Regions from separate parts of the Mus musculus genome. Here region 1 is linked to region 2. Evidence: chromatin loops called from intact Hi-C (ENCODE). Cell type or tissue: gastrocnemius. All regions are shown on one strand. Each heading gives the region's core, and the rest is flanking DNA. Links, peaks and the distances in the headings are about the cores only. Region 1 overlaps Tet2 (tet methylcytosine dioxygenase 2). Region 2 has its middle 51 kb from the start of Tet2.

Region 1 (8,337 bases), core at 260-8,259, 79 kb after region 2:
CATGTAGCAAGTTCAAGGCCAGCTTAGGATACATGAGATTCTGTTTTTAAAAAACCAGTTACCTTTAGAATCATGTAACTGGGAATAAGGTGAGATAGTTCTATCTATATGAAGTACCTTGTATTTCTACATATTGTCTGCTCCTGCTTCAACTTCATTTTCATCATTATATGTAACACTGCCTATAGCCTGTAACTTGCCAAGTAACTCAGCCTAGATTTGAACTTGTGGTTATCCTCCTGCCTCTCTCTCTTAGAGTGCTGGGGTTTCAGGTGTATATCGCCACACCTGGCTATTTATATGACATGCATTTGTCCCACCAGAATCAAAGCCAGCGTCTAAGCCAGTGGGTTGCAAGCACTGAGGGTCACAGGCCCTTTGGGTGCCAAAGGGCTCTTTCACAGGTGTTACCTAAGACCATCAGAAAATACAGACATTTACATTATGCTTCATAACAGTAGCAAAATTAGTTATGAAGTAGCAAAGAATGTTGGGGGTTGCCACACCTGAAGTGTAGTATTAAAGGGTTGAGAACCTCAGAGCTGCTGCGGCAAGGTTCAAGGCCAGCCTGGTCTACAGTGTGAGTTAAAGACTAGCCAGGGCTACACAATTGCTTTCCAGTAGAATTATCATCATCATCATCTTTTTTTTTTTTTTTTTTTTTTTGGTTTTTCAAGACAGGGTTTCTCTGTATAGCCCTGGCTGTCCTGGAACTCACTCTGTAGACCAGACTGGCCTCGAACTCAGAAATCCGCCTGCCTCTACCTCCCAAGTGCTGGGATTACAGGCGTGCGCCACCACTGCCCGGCCATCATCATCATCATTTTTAACAGTGAAGATGGCAGTCTCTCTGAGGGACTGGGGACTGTGTGCCAAGGCACAGGGTGGCTTGAAACTTTTTTTTTTAAGATTTATTTATTATTTATTATATGTAAGTACACTGTAGCTGTCTTCAGACACTCCAGAAGAGGGCATCAGATCTCATTAGAGATGGTTGTGAGTCACCATATGGTTGCTGGGATTTGAAAGCAGGACCTTCAGAAGAGCAGTCAGTGCTCTTAACTGCTGAGCCATCTCTCCAGCCCTCCAGGAGAATTATTGTCCTGTATGTAACTATATCGATAAATCCTCTGCATTAGTTGGTTTCTGTTGCCATGGTAAGATGCAGTGACCAAAAGCAACTTAGGCTAAGAGACCTTCGTGCTGGGAGGGAAGGCTGCATGCAGCAGGCCTAGGGGCAGGAACAGAAAACTGATAGCTCACATCCTTAACTGCAGAAGAAAGTGCAGAGTGATCTGGCAGTTGGCTTTCAGTTCTCAAAGCCCACCCACAGGGCCACACTTCCTCTAGCAAGGCCACACCTTCTAAATGTTCCCCCAAATAGTGCCACAATCTGAAGATTCAAAGCGTAAGCCTAAAGGGGGATTTTCATTTAAACAACCACAATCACCATGCCTAGAGTTCTTTGTCTGAAGAAAAAGGAAATGTCAGATGAACCTTTAAAACCAGTGCAAAGCTCTATCCTCTTCTTTCTCCTCTCTGCCCTTTCCGGTACCTCCACAGCCCCCTTCTGTTTTTCAAGACAGGGTTTCTCTGTGTAGCCCTGGCTGTTCTGGAACTTGTTCTGTAGACCAGGCTGGCCTTGAATTCATAGAGATCCGCCTGCCATTTTCTCCTTAGTGCTGGGTTAAAGGTGTCCTTCATTCCTAGCTTCTTCCCTTTGTCTTTATATGGGATTGTCAGAGAGAATCCTCAAGATGTCTGGATATCACAATGGCACCTCCATTGTACAAAGTTTTCTTTTTTATTTTGTGGATGTAAAGTACACCATATCTTTTGCTGGCTTTCAATGTTTAGACACACCTGCCATTGGCCCAGATTTTGACCAAGGAGGTCAGTTGCTGGCCAGTGTCAGAGTGTCAAATGCTTTTAGGTCAGACTCAGAAACTTCCGCATGCTTTCCTTTTGTATGGTTGATGAGTTTTGGAACTGGGCAGGCGACCTTCCTGCTTCAGCTTCCTGCCTGCTGAGATAACAGAAGCTCGAGGAACTGCACCTGGCCTTCGGCTGCATTTTTCTTCATCTTCTTCCGGTGGGTGCATGGGATTCGGGTATGCTATCTTTATTTTTAAACATACCCACTATAACTTTTTCTTCACAACCTGTTTTTGTTTGTTTCTGGCAAGTATGTAAATTGACTTATGTCTCCTCTTTTCATAGAGAAGATGCTATAGGTCTTTCTGACATTCTGCCTGGCTCCTGTTTATCTCTCAGTGCAGTGCAGTGATGGTCACACTATCTTCAATGCTGGCTAATATTTCAGATTTGTTTGGGATTTCAGGTCTTCAAAGACTTGACAAGAAAGGATGTAGGTGGGGCACACTTGTTTTTATTTTGCTGAAATTTGTTATGCAAATTCCTGCTGAATTCTTCCTTCAGAGGCACACTTTGTATAAGTTAGGAGGAATGAGAGCAGAAATAATACGAGATCTTCCTCAGTTTTCTTCTCATGGCTTTGCTTTAAAGCAGTTGTTCTCGGTGTAATCATTTTCAAAGCATTAATAAGGAAAGAGCCATTGCTGCCAAGTTGCTGCGATTCTGAAATAGCGTTTTCTTCTGAGAACTGGGCAGCTGAGGTCATTTGCTAGCTCTGGGTGTGTGTGGAAGGGGAGAGCCATTTTGTGGACACACCCTGCTGAGGTCAGTAACCTGCTGGGCAGTGTACTCTACTCTGACCCTATTTAGACCTGGAGGATCCCAGCAGGCAGAGACAGCATCTGCAGAGGAAGGAAACAGGCCATGCTGGGCCGCTCAGAAGGGCCAGACCCAACGGGCGGAATGTGGAGCCTTCATGACTTTGGCTAGCCATGGATCCAAGTACTGGCCAAGGATGACTTTGTCCCTGGACATGGTGGCTTATGTTGGGAATCCCAGTACTCAGGAGGCTGAAGAAGGGCGATCAAGGCAAGCCTGACCCGCATAGTAAGTTCCAGGCCAGCCTGGGATATAGAATGAGGCAGTGCCTTAAAATAAAATAATAAAGAATTTCAATAGAAAGATGTTATTCACAGTGTACATTACTTGTATGTATGTATAGTTTGAGTGACTGGCTTTTAGAGATTTCTTTTTCTTTGTTAAAGGCCTGCTTTGGCTGGAGACATGGCTTGGTGGATGAAATGCTTACTGCACAAGTGGGAGGACTCCCCAAATCCATATAAAAGCTAGAAGCTTCCTGGAATTCCAGCACCGGAGACGCAGGGATCCTCAGGGCAAGCTGGCTAGCTAGATTTGCAGAGCTGCTGGTTCAGTGGGAGATCCTGCTTCACTGCATGGAGAGCAATGAAGGTTGATGTGTATATACACACACACACACATACACACACACACACACACACACACACACACACGCACGTGCACACACACCTCCCATACATAAGAAAAAGGAAGAAAGGAAAGAAAATGCACTTGTAAGGTTTGAAATAGGCTCTGACACAATAACATGGTTGATCCTAGTAGAGGCTCTGGGACTCTGCCACCTACCTACAGGAGACACTGTGTTGAACCTAAATGAGTCCAAAGGCCTTCAGTAGATCATAGCTTTTTAATTTACTATTTTAATTTTACCTTTTAGAAAATATAGCAGAAAATCTGTTTTAAAACGCTGGTTTGATCATAGCTTTTTAACTTATTTAAAATTTTATCTCCTAGAAAATCTGTTTTTAAAACAGCGAATAACTAATAAGAATAAAATTAGAGTAGATTTCAATTCAAGGAGAAAAATCTGTCTAGGAACTACATTAGTTTCAGAACAATTGCACGTTATAGAATACAGTTGCTAGTAGTTCCGTTGTTAGCCGTGTAAGTTGTGTGCTGAGACATTGTTTGGGGCATGGAAAACTGGAACCTCATAGCTCTCTTTGACAGTTTGCCAGCTGGAATCCCAGCCAACCAGATAACAAGCTGTAGCAACACTCGGCCCTCTAGGACTCCTGAACCTGTGCCAGGCCTTAGAGGGAAGACTCTTTGAACACGCTCTTCCGTCCATCTGAGAGTAGAGGGCACCAGAGCCCCATGGTGTACAAAGAAGTATTCCACCTCAAGAAGTTTACAATTGGAGGCCTGGTAATATTTAGTATAGTTTTACTATTTTAAATTTTAAACAAAAAAACAAGAAGGCAGAATCCCCCTTGCCTTCTTTCGTGTTCTGTCTGTAAGTGGCTGAACTCAGCTGGAGAGATCTCAAGTAAGTGTGTCAGGAAATGACAATGACCCTCTTTTAATCTGTCTTAGTTAGGGTTTTACTGCTGTGAACAGACACCATGACCATGGCAACTCTTATAAGGACAACATTTAATTGGGACTGCTTACAGGTTCAGGGTTCAACCCATTATCACCAAGGTGGGAGCATGGCAGGATCCAGGCAAGCATGGTGCAGGAAGAGCTGAGAGTTCTACATTTTTATCTGAAGGCTGCTAGCAGAATAATCACTTCCAGGAAACTAGGATTCGGGTCTTAAAGTCCTCACCCACAGCGACACGCCTATTCTAACAAGGCCGCACCTACTCCAATAGGGCCTTACCTTCTAATAGTGCCACTCCCTGTGCTGAGCATATACAAACCATCACATGATCCTACCCAAATTTCTTTGAAAATAGGGGGTGGGGGGTGGAGAATGGGGTTAAGGTAGCGAGGGAAAGAGAAGAGAGAAAGATCCTAAATTCCATCTTTATTTATTGGAAATTCCTAGATATCCCCAAGTGTGTTAAGATGAAGTCTGTGTCTTCTCTCAGCTCTCCTTTCCGGAACCATGATGCATTTATTTGGTGATGTCACCACCGATCCTGTCACTCAAACCCAAAGCTTTGTTACTGTCACTGAGTCATTCTTTTTTCTCTACACACCTAGGATGTCACTGAACTTGGTGTTTATGTATTATTAGAAGTTCCCCAGCTAGTCATTTCCTTTCGATTCAGACTCAATTTCAGACTACTTGTTTTCACACTCAATCACCCCATGCATAGCTATATAGTACTGAATGTCTTACCCTTCATTATTCAGAGCACTTTTCACCATTCACCACTCATGAGGGTGAATATAATTAAAAGAATGTACCACAACACGTGTTGGAAAGGTTGTAGAAGACTGGGAGCCCCATTTCTCTCTCAAGTAACTCCACCCTACCGTAGAACTCTAAATTTTCTAACACTCAAGACTTTCACTGTGTCTTTGGTGGAGTAGGTTCTGTTGTTTTCAGTGTATTTTTCTTTTCAGGTAATCTTTTAAGAATGCATATTAGATGGGCTGGAGAGATGGCTCAGCAGTTAAGAGCACTGACTGCTCTTCCGAAGGTCCTGAGTTCAAATCCCAGCAACCACATGGTGGCTCACAACCATCCATAATGAGGTCTGACGCCCTCTTCTGGTGTGTCAGAAGACAGCTACAGTGTACTTAGATATATAATAATCAATAAATCACAGGGCCGGAGCAAGCAGAGGTCCCGAGTTCAATTCCCAGCAATCACATGGTGGCTCAGAACCATCTGTACAGCTGCAGTGTACTTATATACATAAGATAAATAAATCCAAATCTTTATTTGAAAATGAGTATTAGAGAAAATGAACGCTTCAGAGCAGAGGGACCACCAGGCCTTCTTTCCTTAGCAGCCGCACACTGCCGTCTCATGGTGTATACAGAGTTAACCTCGCGCTCCATTCAGTAATTACTAAGGCTTAAATGACTGGTCTTCAACTCTGCCTTCCATAGAATCATTGGGGACAAAGTCCTACCAGAGACTTCAGATCAGAGTCCGGGTGAAGGGCTCATCCTAGCACCGAGATGCTGCTCTGACAGCCCAGTCTTCGGGCACTGAGCCCAACAGATAAAATAAGGACGCCAGTGGAACTGTATGGAACCTACTTGACCATCGCCAGGATTGACTTGTTGGTTCTTGCGTGTCGCAAAGTGCTCCACACAGACGGGATTTTTATTGGGACATTTGAAGGTGTTACTGCTTTGACAAAAATGTTTTAACCTTAATTTTTTTTTAAACACTCAGCCATGTAATTAGAACAGCAGAGTGTACCTTTAGGAATAAGTATAGATGCCCTGATCTTATTTGCAAACTCTGTCTTCTCTAGGCTGGTATACATTCAGCAGCTTGCCCTCCCAAGACTCTTCATGTTCCTTGTTCCTGTTCCGCTACGGTGCTTGGAAGCAGGAGATGGGCTCCCTCACGGTCAACAGGACATGATCCAGGAGGAGCAGTGAGGGACGGTGCTGCTGGTAAGTGAGGCAGGGCTCATGATGGGTGCTTGGCTTGCATGTTCAAAGTTGTCTGCAGTTACATACATACTATCGTCTCTGTCTTCAATTACAGGTCACACTGGGAATTACAACAGTAACAAGGGTTAGATTTTTAAGATAAATCTCTAATTTGCATGATTTTATACATATCTCTATTTTTCTGGATTGTTATTTTTATAGAGGGTTCTTATCAGATTCTCAATGTCTGAATCTTTCTGGAAAAGAAGTAAAAGTCTTCTTGGCGTACTAGCCAGCATGGAGAAGAGGAATGTTATTGCCACCGCGTCTCTCCCTCCCTTTCTGACTCAAGGACAGCCACTTCCTGAGCGAGCATTTGCATTTGTTGCTAGGTCTGCACTGAGTACTCGGAGTGGAAGCTGCTGTGGTAGTAGGCAGCAGGGTACTAGCAGAGAACTAAGGTGTGACGTGTGCTGTAGAGGTGACAGGCATTCATACCAGCTCCTGAGAGGACAACACAGGCAGTGGGTGCAAGAAAATCCGAAGAACCCCTTGTGCCTTTAAAGTTGATCTTAATAAAGACCTGTTTGCTTTCAAAGCTCTGAACTACTAGTAAGTTTCCTAAAGCAGGGTTCTTAAAATTAAAAAAAAATATATTACATTTATTTATTTACTTGCGGGAGGGGGGAGAAGACATTCGACATTCTACATCACTTGCGTGTGTGTATGTGTGTGTGTGTGTGTGTGTGTGTGTGATGTGTATATGTGTGTGTTTGTGTGTATGATGTGTCTGATGTGTGTGTGAGTTTGTGTGTGATGTGTGTGTGGTGTATGTGTGTGTTTGTGAGTTTGTGTGTGTGATTGTGGTGTGTATTGTGTGTGATGTGTATGTATGTGGTGTATGTGTAGTGGTGTATGTGTGTCTTTGTGTGTGTGTATGATGTCTGTGATGTGTTGTATATGTGTGTGTGGTGTATGTGTGTGATGTGTGTGAGTTTGTGTGCGAGTTTGTGTGTGTGGTGTATGTGTGTGTGTGTGTGTGGTGTATGTGTGTGTTTGTGTGTGAGTTTGTGTGTATGGTGTGTGGTGGTGTGTGGTATGTATTGTATGTGTGATGTGTATGTGTGTGGTGTATGTGTGTGGTGTATGTGTGTGTTTGTGTGTGTGTGTTTGTATGTATGTGTGATGGTTTGTATATTCTCAGATCAGGGAGGGGCACCATCTGGAGGTGTGGCCTGGTTGGAATAGGTGTGTCACTGTGGGTATGGGTATAAGATCCTCACCCTAGTTGCCTGGAAGTCAGTCTTCCACTAGCAGCCTTTGGATGAAGACTTAGAACTCTCAGCTCTGCCTGCGCCATGATAGCCTGGATGCTGCCATGCTTTCACCTTGATGATAATGAACTAAACCTCTGAACCTGTAAGCCAGCCCCAATTAAATGTTGTTTTTTATAAGACTTGCCTTGGTCAAGGTGTCTGTTCACAGCAGTAAAACCCTAACTAAGACAGTATGTATGATGTGTGTGATGTGTGTGTGTGTGTGTGTGGTCTGTGTGTGTATTATGTGTGTGTGAGAGTGTACTTGTAGGTCACAGAACAACTTGTAGAAATGGTTCTGTCCTTTTACCATGTGAGTTCTGTAGATAGAACTTAGGTTTTCACCCTTGGCAGCAAGCACCCTTGCCCATCTTGTCATCTGTAGACGAAGTTTAGGGTTTCTCCCTCTTCCTCTCGCTCTCACTCTCCCCTGCCATGTCTTTGTATGTGCACATGCACATGTGTGCCTATATGTGTACTTGTACTTTGTGAAGGTAAAGTGACAACCCTCGGGAGTCTGTTCTCTCCTTCTACCACGTAGGTCATGGGGATCAAACGCAGGTTGTCAGGAGAAACCTTTACCTACTGAGCCACAAAGTAAGGACTCCTTATAAAACCATTTTCATGTATTTATATGCATAAAAAAGTAAAGAACAAACGGATGCCCCCCCTCATTGGAAAATGAAATGCATTCTATATCTACCCTTTCCTGTGCTAGAAGCCAGGTGAAGTGGCAGGGGTGGGTCATGTGGGAGAGCGC
Region 2 (8,337 bases), core at 93-8,092:
AATTTGACATAATGATACACATACAATAGAGTCATGAGGACAGGGAGTTTAAAGTGATTCTCAGATATATCACAAGTTCAAGGCCAGCCCAGGCTACATGAGACTGTCTTAAAACAAAACCCACAAAAAAAAAAAAAAAGAAAAGAAAGAAAAGAAAAGAAAAGACTATTCTATTGATATATAGTGATAGAGCACTTGCCTAGAGTATAAAAGGCTCTGGAGTCAATATGTAGCCCTCTAAAAATAAGTAAGTAAGTAAAAATAAATGTTGTGCTGGTCAGTGGCTCACACCTTTAATCCCAGCACTCAGTGGGGGAGAAGCAGACAGATCTCTATGAGTATGAAGCCAACCTGGTCTGCAAATCGAGTTTCAGGACAGCCAAGGCTACACAAAGAAACTCTGTCTCTAAGGAAATAAATAAACAAACAAAAGAATAAGCCTGGTCTGCAAAGTGATTTTCAGAACACCTAAGGCTACAAGAGAAACCCTGTCTCTAAAAGCTCTCCTGGGATACGCGCCTAGCACTCACAAAGCTCTTGGTTCACGAGCCAGCACCAGGTAAAAGTGTGTTCAGTGCTACAGGCAGATGGCTTAGTCTCTGTTTTTATCATCACTAAAGAGGCTAAAGCAGGAGGTCCCAAAAGTTGAGCAGATCTGTAGCTTGAGTTCAAGGTCAGGCTAGGCTACCTCAGATCCTGCCTCAAAAAGAAATGTTTGATGAGAGAGTAGCCATTGTTTCCTTGAGAATTTCAGACGAGCTATTTCTCCAAAGGCCAGGCTAGATAGAAAGAACTGATATTCCAATGATCCTCACCTCCACTATGTTAGTGGTTAGGATAAACTCCACAAAGGTAGAAATCAGGTTACAATAGTTTCTAGTCAAAGCAATGTGGAAGTGGCTTACTACGGAGACTTCAAATCCTGAAGAGCCATCAGGACATCTTACTACAGAATTCGTAGAGGAAACACAGCCACTGACGACAGCCAAAGTCAAGGACTAGAGAACAGAAGGCAGACAGCAGCCTCCACAGTTAAAACCCACAATCTTCCACGAGTCATAAGACCTGAGACTGTCAACAACTGAAGAGGAGAGTACTCCCTTCCAAAGGAACACATTCTATGCACGCTACTGCAATAAATACATGCAGTAACATTTCCTCAGATTCATTACGGAAAAATGTAGGCTTTGATTTTTCAAAACCTACTTCAATAAGGGTTCTTAAATGCTTTAACCCTTCTAGCCCATCACCCACCAGAGTTAGTGGAAGGGAAAGTTTAATAGGGCAAAGGGGGATGAGAACCTGTTTAGATATAGTTCTTTTGAGTTATTCCAATCTTCATTGTCAAAATATCAGCAGTTCACTTCACATAAATCACAAATACTATTCACGAATCAGTAAAGCCAGTTCAATCCAGAAGAACCGGCCAGGCTCTGCCCATCGGCCCGAGTCTGTGGAAGTGACAAGAAGCCACAGGAATGTCAAGTAAACTACCTTTACCTTCATTGTCAAGGTCAATGAGAAGTTCTTTGGTGTGTTTCTCTCTCTGCAAAGTCACAACCAAGGCTAAAACGACAGATGTAGCAAAGACATGACACAGGAACTCCCCTCAGGCCCTGCTGCTTCAGTGCAGCTATTAAAGACTGCTTGAATCCTGGCCAAAGACTGCCTCGCAATGAACCCATAGACTGCCTCGCAATGAACCCATAGACTAAATCCGGCACTTTCTCTGTCCTTGTGAGTATTACTGGGACAGCCATACTTTACAGCTAGCAGACATTCCCAGGGTCTTCAGTTGTAAGGAAGGCCTTATTACATGGAAGATCAAGGTGAGGCTTTGAACCCAGGTGGAGAGCACACACCTATAATGCCAGTGCTTGGCAGACTCAGGCAGGAGGATTGTTGCTACTTCTAGGCCAGCCTGCCTTATTAAGAGCCTTTCTCAAAAGCACAAAAATAAGCAAGGCGTGGTGGCACACACCTGTAATCTCAGCACTCGGGGGCTAAGGCAGGAGAATTGTAACATGACAGATGGAGGACAGCCTGGACTACAAAGCAAAAACTTCTCTTAATAATAAACTACATAAATAAATACTATTGGAAATTAGGTTCTAGTTTTAATTTTCTTTTATTTTCTTTTTTTCTTTTTTTTTTTAAGAATTATTTATTTATTATATGTAAGTACACTGTAGCTGTTTTCAGATACACCAGAAGAGGCCATCTGATCTCATTATAGATGGTTGTAAGCCACCATGCGGTTGCTGGGATTTGAACTTAGGACCTTCGGAAGAGCAGTCAGCTGAGCTCCAGCTTCCTTTAATTTTCATATATGTATTTTTAAAAGCATCTTTTACTCTCCTGATGTAATTCTCATCGCAAAGGCTTATTGCCTCTGTCTGCTAACCTAGGCCTTGTCCTAGAATCATCTAGCCTCTGTACAAGCTAATCTAGGCCTAGAATGTTTTCAGCCTCTGAGACTTATTGCTGAATAAGCTCACCCTTATGAGCTCTTTCTGAGCTCTGGCTGACTGGTTCAACCAAGCTGTTCTGGCTCAAACTCCTCTCCGAGATGACTGATTCGATCTTGCTTCTTTCTCTCAGCCTTGCCTGATTTGCTCTATTTAACCTCATACTAACTTTGGCAATATCTTCTAGTCTTCTGGATCCTTCTAACTCTCTGGCTCTTTCTATCGCCACCTGTGTCTAACTTCTTAACTCATCAACCTATCTCTGTAAAACTGTCCCAGTAAAACTGTTTCCTCCTCCTCTCTCTCTCTCTCTCTCTCTCTCTCTCTCTCTCTCTCTCTCTCTCAACTGTTCTCTTGTTCTCTTAAGTAACTTCCCTTCCTTCTCTCTTCTGGTGAGAGTTGGGCGTATCCTATTCTGTCAAGTCTTTCTCTGACTCATCACTTTGTCTACCACTCAATTAGATATCACTTTCCAACATGGATGCTTCCTTCTACAAACTACTTTTACCTTCATTGTTTGCGATTAAAGATGTGTGCTAAGGGTGTGTCTGTATTCAAACCAGAGGGATTAAAGGTGTGTGCTAAGAGTTGAGCCACACCACAACTAGCAATGTGTTTTCAATCTCAGGGTTCACAGTGTAATCCAATATCCTGCAACAGGTAAATATTATTATATATTAAGCATATCTCCCCCGTACAGAGTTCCCCCATACTCTGACTTTTCTAACCCCACTCCTGTCTATGTCCTTTGTTCTGCTCAATGCTTGCAGTTTACTTCAGCTCATACTGGTTGTCTCTCCTTTAATGCCCATTTTGGTTCACATATTCATAGGCCCCTTTCTAGAGTGCTTCTAGTCCATCCAGCATGTCACACAGACTCACAAAAATAACAATTTCTTTCTTTTTTTTAAGATGTATTTCTTTTATATATGTGAGTACACTGTAGCAGTCTTCAGACACATCAGAAGAGGGCATCAGATCCCATTACAGGTGGTTGTGAGCCACCATGTGGTTTCTGGGAATTGAACTCAGGATCTCTAGAAGAGCAGTCAGTGCTCTTAACTGCTGAGCCATCTCTCCAGCCCACAGTTTCTTAACATACAAATACAAATACCAGCCCCCCCCCCACTCAAGGATCACCAACTAGCCAACTATAGGATCAAAGGGGACATGACAATATTGCCCTTAGTTCCCCCACTACACCCTGATTCAACAGGAAGCAGCCAGAACTGAGGTCAGTGTCATAAATCCCTTGGGCCTTACCTTACACTAACCCCTGTTCCATAAAGCTGTTTCTTTTCGTGTAAGCAAAAAAGGGCTGCAATATCAGATCACAGATACTGCTTCTGTAGAGGGAATTAACTACCCATCTAGTGTGCAGCTTCTCTCCCATCCCAGGGACAGCAGGCAGGCTCCCAGCCATTGCTACCAGAAAAGTTAAAACACAGGAAAAGTGCAGCCCTAGCTCTAGCTTCTCACTGACCCAACCCCAAGCCGCCTCTTTCATCTTCTATCCTGTCTAGTACTTTTTCTAAGCTACCAGAACATAGCAGCTTTCAGACACGTTATTCACCCGGTAATAAGGCCTTGGCTCTAGTCAAAGACCCTCTTCCCTTTACAAGTATATAAAAGTAAGAGATGTCTTTTGTTCTTCTGGGTCGTTGGATCTCCTATCCCAGCTGTGGATGGCCAGCGTAACTAAAGGATATTTCACCTGAAATATAACTCAGTGTTCTCCTGTCAAACCTGAAAAGAATCTTTCTTTATTATGTAAAACAGGCTTTTCACTTCCTTGGTGAGGTTTATGCCAAGATATTTGTTTTAAGCTCTTGTGAACAGGATTGCTTCCTTGGTTTCTTTCTCGGTATGTTGGCCCTTGGCGTATATGAAGGCTACTGATTTTGTATGTTGATTCTGTAACCTGCCACTTTACTGAATGTATTTAACCCAGTTGTTCTCAACCTCCATAACACTGCAACCCTTTAATACAGTTCCTCATGTGTGGTGACCCTCCCAACCATAAAATCATCTTTTTCTTTATGAAGTTGCTGTTTCATAACTATAATTTTGCCAAGTTGAATTTTGCTAAGTTAAATATCTATGCTTCCAATGGTTTTAGATCACCCCTGTGGAAGAATTGTGGGATCCCCCAAAGGGATCGAGACCTACAGGTTGAGAATTCCGGTTTAACAGTTCTTGGAGTTTTCCAATGGAATCTTTAGGGGCTCTTATATAGAAGCTTATCATCACAAATAAGAATACTCTGGTGTCTTCCTTTTCTAGTTATATTCCTTATATTTGCTTTTATAACCGTGTTGTACTAGTTGAGACTTCTAGCATCATATTGAGTAAGAGTGGAGAAAGTGGACACCACTGTCCCATATTGGTTTTCATGTTATAGATTTCATTTTTAAAACAAAAGGTATTTGAACTAAGACAAGCAGTTAATCTGAAGCAATATCACACACACAAACTCTCTCTCTCTCTCTCTCTCTCTCTCTCTCTCTCTCTCTCTCTCTCTCAGAAGAGGCAGGCCCTGTGGGCCTCATCATATACCTAAAGTTACATAATGCTCGGTTGCCATAAAGTTGCCAAGTGTGAGACTTAACTGTACGTCTGCATCAGGTATATATGTTTACAGAACCGATCACACCCCTTGATAAAGTGGCACATATTATAGCTGTAAATATGCTGACAACTGCCCTCTAGAATTCCCTTCAATAACGGCATTCAAATGTTGGGCATAGTGGCACGAGCCTTAAATCTCAGCACTCAAGAGGCGGGGTAGACGGGTTTCTATGAGTCTGTTAGGGAACCCAAATCCTGGTCCTCGCACTTACATTACAGTCACTTCACTCACTGAGCCAGCTCCCCAGCTACTCTTTTAGGGATGATTAAAGAAGCAATGATCTGACATGCTGTGACACACTCTCGTGCATTGCATAACGGGGAATAAACCACCGAGACTGGTTCACTTGCCACTGAGAGAGCATGACACTTGGTCGCTCCAGCAGATTAAGATGCTCTCAGTCCAGGCTCGACACACCCTGACCCTTTCCATTTCTGCGGGGAGAGCCCTGAATTCCTGTTTTTGTTTTCTTAAGATTGTATTTATTTTTACTCTATGCATATGGGTGTTTTGGAAGCCTGTGTGAATATGTAGCACGTGCATGCATGGTGCCCACCGAGGTAAAAAGAGGGCATTGGGTGCCCTGGAACTTGAGTTTCAGACCATTATAAGCCACCATGTGGGTGCTTGGACTGGAACCCAATTGAGCAGCCACTAATCTTAACCCCGAAACCAATTCTTCAGGTCCTAGAGTCCTGAATTCTATTCTTTCTGGCCCCTGGAATACAGAGAAAGCCAAAATTACCAGGTAGGTAACACCTCCCAAGACTTATCTTCGAACTAGTAGCAAAAAACAATTGTTAACAGTCCCTCAACCCTACACTCGGGTAAATTCTAAGATTCACAAACGTCATCAGACTTCTCCAATGGAAATGTGCTTTAGTTACCTGCCCTGATTATTTGCTTCACAGTATTACCTTTATGACACACAGCTCAGAGTTCTCAGAAATGCACATGTGTGAACATCTGTGTTTGAAGAGGTAAAATAAAATAAAATAAAATAAAATCTCAAAGATCAATTCAATGAACTAAACTTCTGTCTGACATTAGCAAAGGGGACCAGAGAAATGCTTCGTGGTTAAGAGCACCAACAGGGGGCTGGCGAGATGGCTCAGTGGATAAGAGCACTGACTGCTCTTCTGAAGATCCTGAGTTCAAATCCCAGCAACCACATGGTGGCTCACAACTACCCATAATGAGATCTGATGCCCTCTTCTGGTGTGTCTGAGGTCAGCTACAGTGTACTCACATAAATAATAAATAAATCTTTTAAAAAAAAAAAAAAAGAGCACCAACAGGACCTGAGTTTGGTGTCAGCACCAACATCAGGTGGCTGCCAATTGCTTTAACTCCAACTCCAGGGCATACGATGCCCTTGTCAGCCTCATTAGACAATAAAATCACATTCAGAAACCCATTGTCTTAGTCAGGGTTTCTATTCCTGCACACACATCATGACCAAGAAGCAGTTGGGGAGGAAAGGGTTTATTCATCTTACACTTCCATACTGCTGTTCATCACCAAGGAAGTCAGGACTGGAACTCAAGCAGGTCAGGAAGCAGGAGCTGATGCAGAAGCCATGGAGGGATGTTCTTTACTGGCTTGCTTCCCCTGGCTTGCTCAGCCTGCTCTCTTATAGAACCAAGACTACCAGCCCAGGGATGGTCCCACCTACAAGGGGACCTCCCCACTTGATCACTAGTTGAGAAAATGCCTTACAGCTGGATCTCATGGAGGCATTTCCCCAAATGAAGCTCCTTTCTCTGTGATAACTCCAGCCTGTGTCAAGTTGACACAAAACCAGCCAGTACACCCATATACAGAAAGAGACACACATACACACTTTTTTTTTAAATTATAAAATCAAACCCAGTATAATGTCACATGTGTTTGGGAAACAGAGGCATGTGGATCTCTGTGAGTTTGAGGCCAGCCAGGTCTGCATTGCTAGTTCTAGGCTAGCTAACAAAGGCACTGCATCTCAAGAAAATTATAAAGTAAACATTTTAATGTTTTTTTATTTTTTTAATTAGAATATCATTACATTATCTCCCCTTCACTTTCTTCTTTGTACTCTTTTCATCAACCCCCTCTTTGCTCCCTCTCAAATTCATGGCTTCTTTCTTGTTGTTATTATTATAGATGTATAAATGCATAGATGTATAAATACAACCTTGGGAATCCATTTGGTGTGCCTTTTACATTTATGAATGATTTGGGGGTGACCACTTAGAATTGGCTAACAAATTAGGGACTCATCCATTAGGATGGCAAAGTCCCCCACCCCCAGCAGTTTTAGGTCGCCTGTAGTCTTTGTCTAGAGTGGGAACACATGGAATTGTCCCCGTTTCACGATGCCTCATTCATTGGTATTGTTAGTGTTCAGGTCCTGTTTACACAGCCGTCGTGCTGAGATGCAGCGGGTGCAGCTTCACTGTCATCTCCAGGAGACTTGATTTCCCAGCAGCAGTCTTCCTGTTCCTCAGGCTCTTATTACCTTTTTGCCCTCTCTTCCCACATATTCCTTAAGCCTTTTTTATGAAAGAAGCTAGTAATAATAATAATAATAATAATAATAATAATAATAACAACCATGGTGAGTATGGTAGTATACAGCTGTAATCCCACCACTTGACGGGTGGAGATAGGAGAATCAGGCATCCCCATACTGAGTTTGAGGCCTCCCTGGGCTACAAGAGATCTAAAAGACAAAGATGGTCAAGAGGAGGAAACAGGAAGAGGAACCTGGAAAACAAAACAGCGAACTAGATCCCAAACCAAATAGGAACAAATATAACTTAGACTAGGAAAACAGTATTTAGAAATTATCAGTAAGACCAGAAAAACTTTTACTTTAAAGAACAAGGAATTACTAGGTTAGGGAGTGGAAGAGAAATCACAACTACAAACGTCTGAGAAATAAAAAAGCAGTTGAAGGGGCTACCATGAACAAATGTGTAACAACCAGGCAGACAACTTTCATGACCTCCCTTGCTTTTGAAAACCATAAGGTAATTAGTTCATTGTTCAGTGCAAATGTGGAATTAAGTCTACGACTGAGCAACTCCTATATATTTATAACAACTGAGATGTGCACAGACAAAAATGTGCACACCTGTGTTCACAGTAGCTTCATTTTTACTGGAGTGGAAACAAGTCTGATGCCTACCAATTAGTGATGTAAAACAGTGTATATCCATGTAAAAGAATATTTGCCAGTAAAAAAGAAATGGGATGGGC

The links. A loop is a pair of places that touch in the nucleus more often than their neighbours do. Peaks named below come from ENCODE experiments on the same cell type or tissue, not always from the same donor. Only the 100,000 strongest peaks of a DNase experiment are listed, where the experiment ranks them.
Region 1: it touches region 2 in a loop (2.2-fold over the local background); 2 of 42 quality-filtered maps call a loop at or near these places.

The regions. Positions count from the first base shown.
Region 1 is chr3:133,511,974-133,520,310 of GRCm38, reverse strand. It overlaps Tet2 (tet methylcytosine dioxygenase 2), which reads left to right. Exons shown (of 11, transcript NM_001040400.2): 2 at 6,138-6,282. Among named protein-coding and RNA genes, the nearest start is that of Tet2, 28 kb to the left of the region's middle. In gastrocnemius, for the core only: a CTCF peak has its summit at 4,048; DNase peaks (open chromatin) are centred at 2,789 and 3,972; H3K27ac peaks cover 2,743 bases.
Region 2 is chr3:133,591,059-133,599,395 of GRCm38, reverse strand. No RefSeq gene overlaps it. Among named protein-coding and RNA genes, the nearest start is that of Tet2, 51 kb to the right of the region's middle. In gastrocnemius, for the core only: no CTCF peak of the experiment used is centred there; no DNase peak of the experiment used is centred there.